2 separate regions of the Homo sapiens genome follow, and region 1 is linked to region 2. Evidence: chromatin contacts called from ENCODE Hi-C or POLR2A ChIA-PET data. All regions are on one chromosome and are shown on one strand. The core of a region is the stretch at or near the end of the contact, and the rest is flanking DNA. Distances in the headings are between cores, read along the strand shown. Region 1 overlaps TSPAN11 (tetraspanin 11). Region 2 overlaps DDX11-AS1 (DDX11 antisense RNA 1).

The links. A loop is a pair of places that touch in the nucleus more often than their neighbours do. ChIA-PET counts read pairs that join two places held with the same protein, here RNA polymerase II (POLR2A). Pooled maps may share reads with other maps.
Region 1: a loop to region 2 is called in a pooled map, with 2.1 times the contacts of the local background. The contact joins two enhancer-like sites. A Hi-C loop is called at or near these places in 3 of 168 maps with a recorded cell type or tissue (endothelial cell of hepatic sinusoid, heart left ventricle and left lung) and 1 of 50 pooled maps. POLR2A ChIA-PET finds 5 or more read pairs at or near these places in 2 of 52 experiments (PC-9 and activated T-cell).

The regions. Positions count from the first base shown.
Region 1 is chr12:30,966,815-30,969,905 of GRCh38, forward strand. All of the region lies in intron 3 of TSPAN11 (tetraspanin 11), which reads left to right. Among named protein-coding and RNA genes, the nearest start is that of TSPAN11-AS1, 38 kb to the right of the region's middle. Within about 2 kb of position 1,608, at least 2 of the 41 ENCODE cell types and tissues checked have a DNase peak (open chromatin) inside an H3K27ac peak, as active enhancers do.
Region 2 is chr12:31,028,405-31,031,397 of GRCh38, forward strand. The region is part of intron 2 of DDX11-AS1 (DDX11 antisense RNA 1); the gene reads right to left. Among named protein-coding and RNA genes, the nearest start is that of TSPAN11-AS1, 24 kb to the left of the region's middle. RefSeq lists a silencer at 382-611. Within about 2 kb of position 1,692, at least 5 of the 41 ENCODE cell types and tissues checked have a DNase peak (open chromatin) inside an H3K27ac peak, as active enhancers do.

The DNA of each region.
Region 1 (3,091 bases), core at 358-2,857, 62 kb before region 2:
GGGTGTAGTGAGGGGACCCTAGAAGCCTCAGGCATCTCAGTGCCTCGTTGCTCCCATTATAGTAAGGAAAGAACAGCACACCTGGGTCAGAGTATATTCAGCTTAGAAGGGACCTTGAGGGTCACAGAGTCCAGTGCTCCATCCAAAGGTTACAGGCTGAAAGACACTGGGTGGGTGAGTGTGTGGGTCACCCAGGCATTAGTGGGAGACACTCAGAATTATTGGATTTTTTGGAGAATAGTGTAATCATAGGAGCGCTTCCCCTTGGCCATCTCAAAGGCCAGAAGGGAAGCCTAAGCTTTAGCACCTGACCACGCTGTGCTCTCCAAGCCACTGATCACAGCCTCCCATTCCACACTTCCTCTTACACCATCTGTTCATGAGATCTGTCCAGACATCCAGGCTGATCCATGAAGAATGAATGTCTTCAGCCTCTGTGTCTCAACCTGGCTGTCACTTAGTCTGGATGGCCTGCCCAGAGGGAACCAAGCCCTGTGCCCAGAGCATGTGGGAGAGATGTGGAGAGTCAGTGAAGGTCAGGGCCTTGTGCTTGCCCAAAGCCTTGCTGGGCACCTCTTGCCCTACCCTTCTGCACTTCGGGGAGTCAACAGGCAGTGAGCCTTATCCCTCTGGGGCTTGAGGCAGAGAGGGGCACAGCAGCTGTTGCACAGGCTGGTGCAAGATTCCCTGCTTCTTCTCAGCTCCACTTTACCCTCTTCTGTAGAGACTTGCCTGCGTTCACTCCCATCCCACACAGAACTGGTGATCTCTCTGGTCCAAGTCACTAAACAGACACATCAAGGAGGCAACAGCTTGAAACTGAGGTCAGAAAAAAGTGTGCATGCACGCACACACATTCGTGCACACACATGCATATGCATGCACACACATGCATATGCACGCACACATGCACTCAGCCACCAACGCAGGACTGTGGAGACAGGCATCTCTGCCAGGGCGCTAGCAAACAGCAAACTCCATGGCCTAGAATCTGCTTTCTTTGCTTTATCTGCCCCTCTGTGAAAGAACCAATGACAACTGGCCCAAGGACAGAGCAGGAGGTAAAGCTGGGGATCCTGAGTAATCCACATCCTGGCCCAACAGCCCGTGAAGCATCGAGCACTTGATTGTTTAAACCAAGAAGGTGCCTGTACAACCTTTCTTGGGCTAACACAGGTAGGAATTTTAAAACCCAGGCTCCCATTTAGAGTCAAGTGGTGTGGTTAAGGCAGTGTAAAAGTGCTGTATGGCTCTTAGCAGTTCCTTCCTTGTTTCATTTCATTTTGTCCCCTCCATGTTTAACTTCCATTTGAAATCTTGAATCAGCTGACAGGTGAGGGAAGCTCCAAAGGAGAAGGGCAGTGAGTCTATCACTAGACCAAGTGGTCCCTGAGGAGGAGAGGGAAAGATGAAAGACCAGGCATCTGAATGATGTGCAACTACCTTGGATCGGGAGTAGCAGGGGAGGAGTTCCCAAAGAATGACCCAGAGGGGGACCATCCAGCTTCCACACAGGCACGATGTCTGTCCTGGCACAGCCCTTCCTCCTAGCTCATCTGCAGCTCCTCAAAGTCACTTTCCCAAGAAGGACGTGGCCGTCGGGGACAGAAATAGCACATCTCTGCTGGTGCTGAAATGATGATCAGCTTGGCATTGGAAATCTGCCAGGCAGGAACAGGAATGGGGCTTAAATTATTCACACCAGATCTTTTTTAGCAAAGCCTGCATGAGAGAGATAATTCAGGCCATCTGAGCCTATGGTCAATGACCAGAACAGAGGCCACCTAGATCAAAAGAAAGGGATATTTTTAGAGTTGTGAATGGGGGCTCTGAAAACTTCTATATTTTAAGCCAAATGAAGATCATGGTGGATGATTCAGACTAAACTGGGTCTTTATTGGGAGTTCTTTTCTATTTAGGGGATGGATAAAAAAGTAAGAAGTTCTAAAAACCAATTTCTAAAACAAGGGGATCCAGAATTGCCACACCTCCATCCAACAGGCCAAGACGTGGTCAACCAGGGCACTAAAGTCCACAATCAAAGGTGAAAATATATGGGCTCGGGTTCAAAAGCTGGTTTTCGAGTACCTTGCCTAGCTTGCTCTGGGACCTCGGGTAAGTCACTCAGCTTCTGCCTGCCTCCTTGTGTTGCCATTTTATACAGGATGATGTGTGAGGATAACGAAGAAGTATTTTCAGGTCCTGGGAAGCAAGTCACCACATTATAAAAAGATGGTAAAAATGTGGCTCTAATGAACATTCACATCACTATTGCCGTCACCATGACCAAGCTCCCTTAAGAAGGAACCTAAATAAATAAGAGTTATTCTGAGGGCCATGGCTCCCAGGGCCCTGCAGCCTGAGCTGGGCCACATCCTCTGAAGTAGCTGGCGCTGGTGGGAAGTTCAGGGTGAGGAGAGCCTGAGTCCCCATGCCTGGAAACTGGACTGTGTCCTCCCTGGCTCGTTTCTTACCTACACATTCTGTTATGTTGCTCCATCAGCCACCCAGCTCCAAGGTGGGCCTTGCCTCATCTGTTTGGTGGCTCTTTAACCTTTGAGTCAGCTGCCCCCACCATTCTATAGCCAGGACTTGGGGAACCCCGACCCCTCTCCAGCATGAGTCCTTTCCTCATCCAGCGTGGCTTATGCAGTGCAGGCAGGGGAATGGACCAGGGGACCTCAGAACCCTGAAGGCTCCTTGGGAAGCAGGATGCAAACATCCTGAAGAGCTGACCGCTCAAGAGACTCATAGGGTTTGTGTTGACATCCATCCTTCTCGGGATGCAGCGGGTGTACCTGATCACCACAATCCAGCAGCATTGTCTTGATGGGGTGGTTCTATGGCCAATTAGCTTCCACCACCACCTCCCTCCGATTTTCTGCAGTGGATGTTCCATATTGCATTGATGGGACTGCCTAATTCATCAACATCAACAAGCATTTCCAGCACATTCCTGGCATGTCCTGCTCTGCTGGGCACAAGGCAGGGTGAGAAGGGGAGGAGGGAAAAAGGGACTCTGACCCAGTTCTAGGCTTAGAGTCTAGTGAGGAACATGAGGCGCCTGTATTAAAAGGCAAAGGACCATGCG
Region 2 (2,993 bases), core at 442-2,941:
TTGTAGAGTTGGGGGAGTCTCACAATGTTGCCCAGGCTGGTTTCAAACTCCTGGCTTCAAACAATTCTCTCACCTCAGCCTCCCAAAGCACTGAGATTATATTAAATAGGTGTGAGCCACCACACCTAGCCTATGCAGCTTTAAAAAGAATGGAGAGTCTATTTATAGATTTTAAAATATCCCCAAGAAATGATACTAATTAATAAAATGAAGTTGCCAAGCAATACTTGTAGTATGATCTTATTTTTTCTTAAGAAATCCAAAACATATTTTTTTTTTGAGAGACTCTGTCGCCCAGGCTGGAGTACAGTGGCACAATCTCGGCTCACTGCAAGCTCCGCCTCCCAGGTTCATGCCATTCTCCTGCCTCAGTCTCCTGAGTAGCTGGGACTACAGGCGCCCACCACCATGCCTGGCTAATTTTTTGTATTTTTAGTAGAGACGGGGTTTCACTGTGTTAGCCAGGATGGCCTCGATCTCCTGACCTCGTGATCTGCCCGCCTCGGCCTCCCAAAGTGCTGGGATTACAGGCGTGAGCCACCGTGCCCGGCCTAAGAAATCCAAAACATATTTCTACATGTAAATGCCAAGGTATGTACACACATATAACAGGCACAGAAGATTACACACCAGCCGCCAATGTTCACTAGCTCTGAGGAGGAGTGTAACAAGCCCCTCAGGGACCAGCGGTGTAACTCCAGATGAAGAAACAGGTAGAATTTTAGAACAACCACATGGGAGAGAAAAGTAGGATTTTCATGAAATCCTCCCATTTTTGCACAGCACAGAACTAACTGGCTTTCTGAGACTAGGGCTTCCTAATGACAAAGAGAGAGAAACATACTGAAATCAAGAAAGAGATCAAAGATGATTAAGAGAACACAGTAATTCTGGAGATTGAAGAAGCCAGCATACATATTATAGAGATGCTCTAGATTCTCGGTGACCTGGGAATTAAGGTGTCACAAAACACCTGCTCAAGGAAGACTTACCAGAGGTTCCCAAAGTATGGTCCTGGACAGGTGGTGTCATCGCCAGGAAAGTTAGAAATGTTATAATGCAAATTCACAGACCCTGACCCAGACTTATTGAATCAGAAACTTGGGTGTGGGGCCCAGCAAGGTTTTAACGAGCCTTGCAGGGATTTGATGTTCACTTAGGTTTGACAAACACAACTTCAGACGGGTGCTTCTAAAGTTAAACACATGCGAATCACCTGGGAGAGTGTGAAACAGCGCGTTCCGATTCAGCAGGAAAGCCGGGGAGCCTGAGGTTCCGCATTCTCACAAACTCCCAGGTGATCCTGCTGCTGCTGCTTCTCAGCCGCACGCTGAGTCACTTTTGAAAGAAGATGGAGTGAGCATTTAATGACTGGAAGGCTTCACAAGGAAATAGTCCAGGAAAACACAAATAGCAGCATCAGTTTATCTCCACTGGCATTTCGAAGAATAGGAGCAAAAAAAATGCCGCTCTCTTTCAGTGGCGTGTTGCCTGGTGTTCTGTGGATGCTTTCACCAACAGCAATATCTGTGCATGTCTATAACTGAAAGCTGCAAGCATTACTTGCTACCCCTAATTTTTGTTAACCACTTCTCTTTGCAGATGCAGAAGCTGAGGCTAGCACACAGACCTATTTTTGTTCCAATGTCACAGAGGCCTTGGACAGACTGAGTTGGCAAGTCTCCTGACTGCGTGGCTGGAGCGCTTCTGCAGGGCCCTTGAGGCTGTTTTCGTCAAGCCACAGTGGGAAGTAGTGACAGAGCACATGAGATTGACATTGCTGTGGCTCAGTCATCAAAACTGGACCAGCTCAGTCTCCAGGCTCACTGGTGAATAATAGGAATCTTTGTCGTCCTTTCCATCAGAAAGCATATTACTTAAAACCCCTTGCTAACTCACAGGGTGAGCTGTCCTGTCACACATCATCATATGGAATGGAAACTAGCAACTGAATATAGCAACACTCAGACTGATAACTTGCTCCACGGATAACTTGTTTGTTTACCGACTCTGGGGATGGAGAAAGACACATTACTCAAATAACAAATGCCATTTCCCCTGCACACCCTGGAAAGAGTGCTGCACCTGCAGCCTGTGGTTTAACTGTAGCAATGCAGGTGAGCAACTCAAGTGCATTTCTGTGATGGCAAACAGCAAGGTGGGCATAGTGAGTAGTGAGTTTCCTGGCTTATGGGGAGCAATCAGAATTATGGCCTGAATGCAACACTCAGCAAACTCAGACTGAGATGTTTACAGGCCAGCCCAGCCCAGGAGGAGGAAGGGGCTTTTATTCCTAAATCAAGAAGTGTCCAGAAAAAGGGAAATAAGGCTTAGGTGTGTTATGCTGAATTTTGGGCACCTGTCCCCACCAATAACTTGGCATCCTGAAAATGCTACAGCAGGACTCCAAGGGCCAAGAATGCCTGTTCTCTACACAGCTGAGGGATGGCCAGTGGCCTCATTGCAGAGCTGCCACTCAAAAACTGAAAGATGCCAAAAGGGAAGAGCTTGCTCCATGGATAACTTGTTTGTTTACCGACTCTGGGGATGGAGAGAGACACATTACTCAAATAACAAATGCCATTTCCCCTGCACACCCTGGAAAGAGTGCTGCACCTGCAGCCTGTGGTTTAACTGTAGCAATGCAGGTGAGCAACTCAAGTGCATTTCTGTGATGGCAAACAGCAAGGTGGGCATAGTGAGTAGTGAGTTTCCTGGCTTATGGGGAGCAATCAGAATTATGGCCTGAATGCATTGGCACAACTCTGCCTGCAGTCCAGGAAGCTTTTCTGTTGTAAAGGTCTCCTTTCTAGACCACCTTTGAAGTCATAAATTAGCTGAAGTGGAGTTGGTGTGCACTTGCTGGATCTGGTGGTGTGTGCTTGGATGCCTAAACAAGAGGAGTTGCCACTACTCATTTTAGCCAAAGACTCAGCCAGAATCCTATGCTTTAGTGGGACTGGGAATGTGATGGTGAGAGGGAGGTAAGAGGA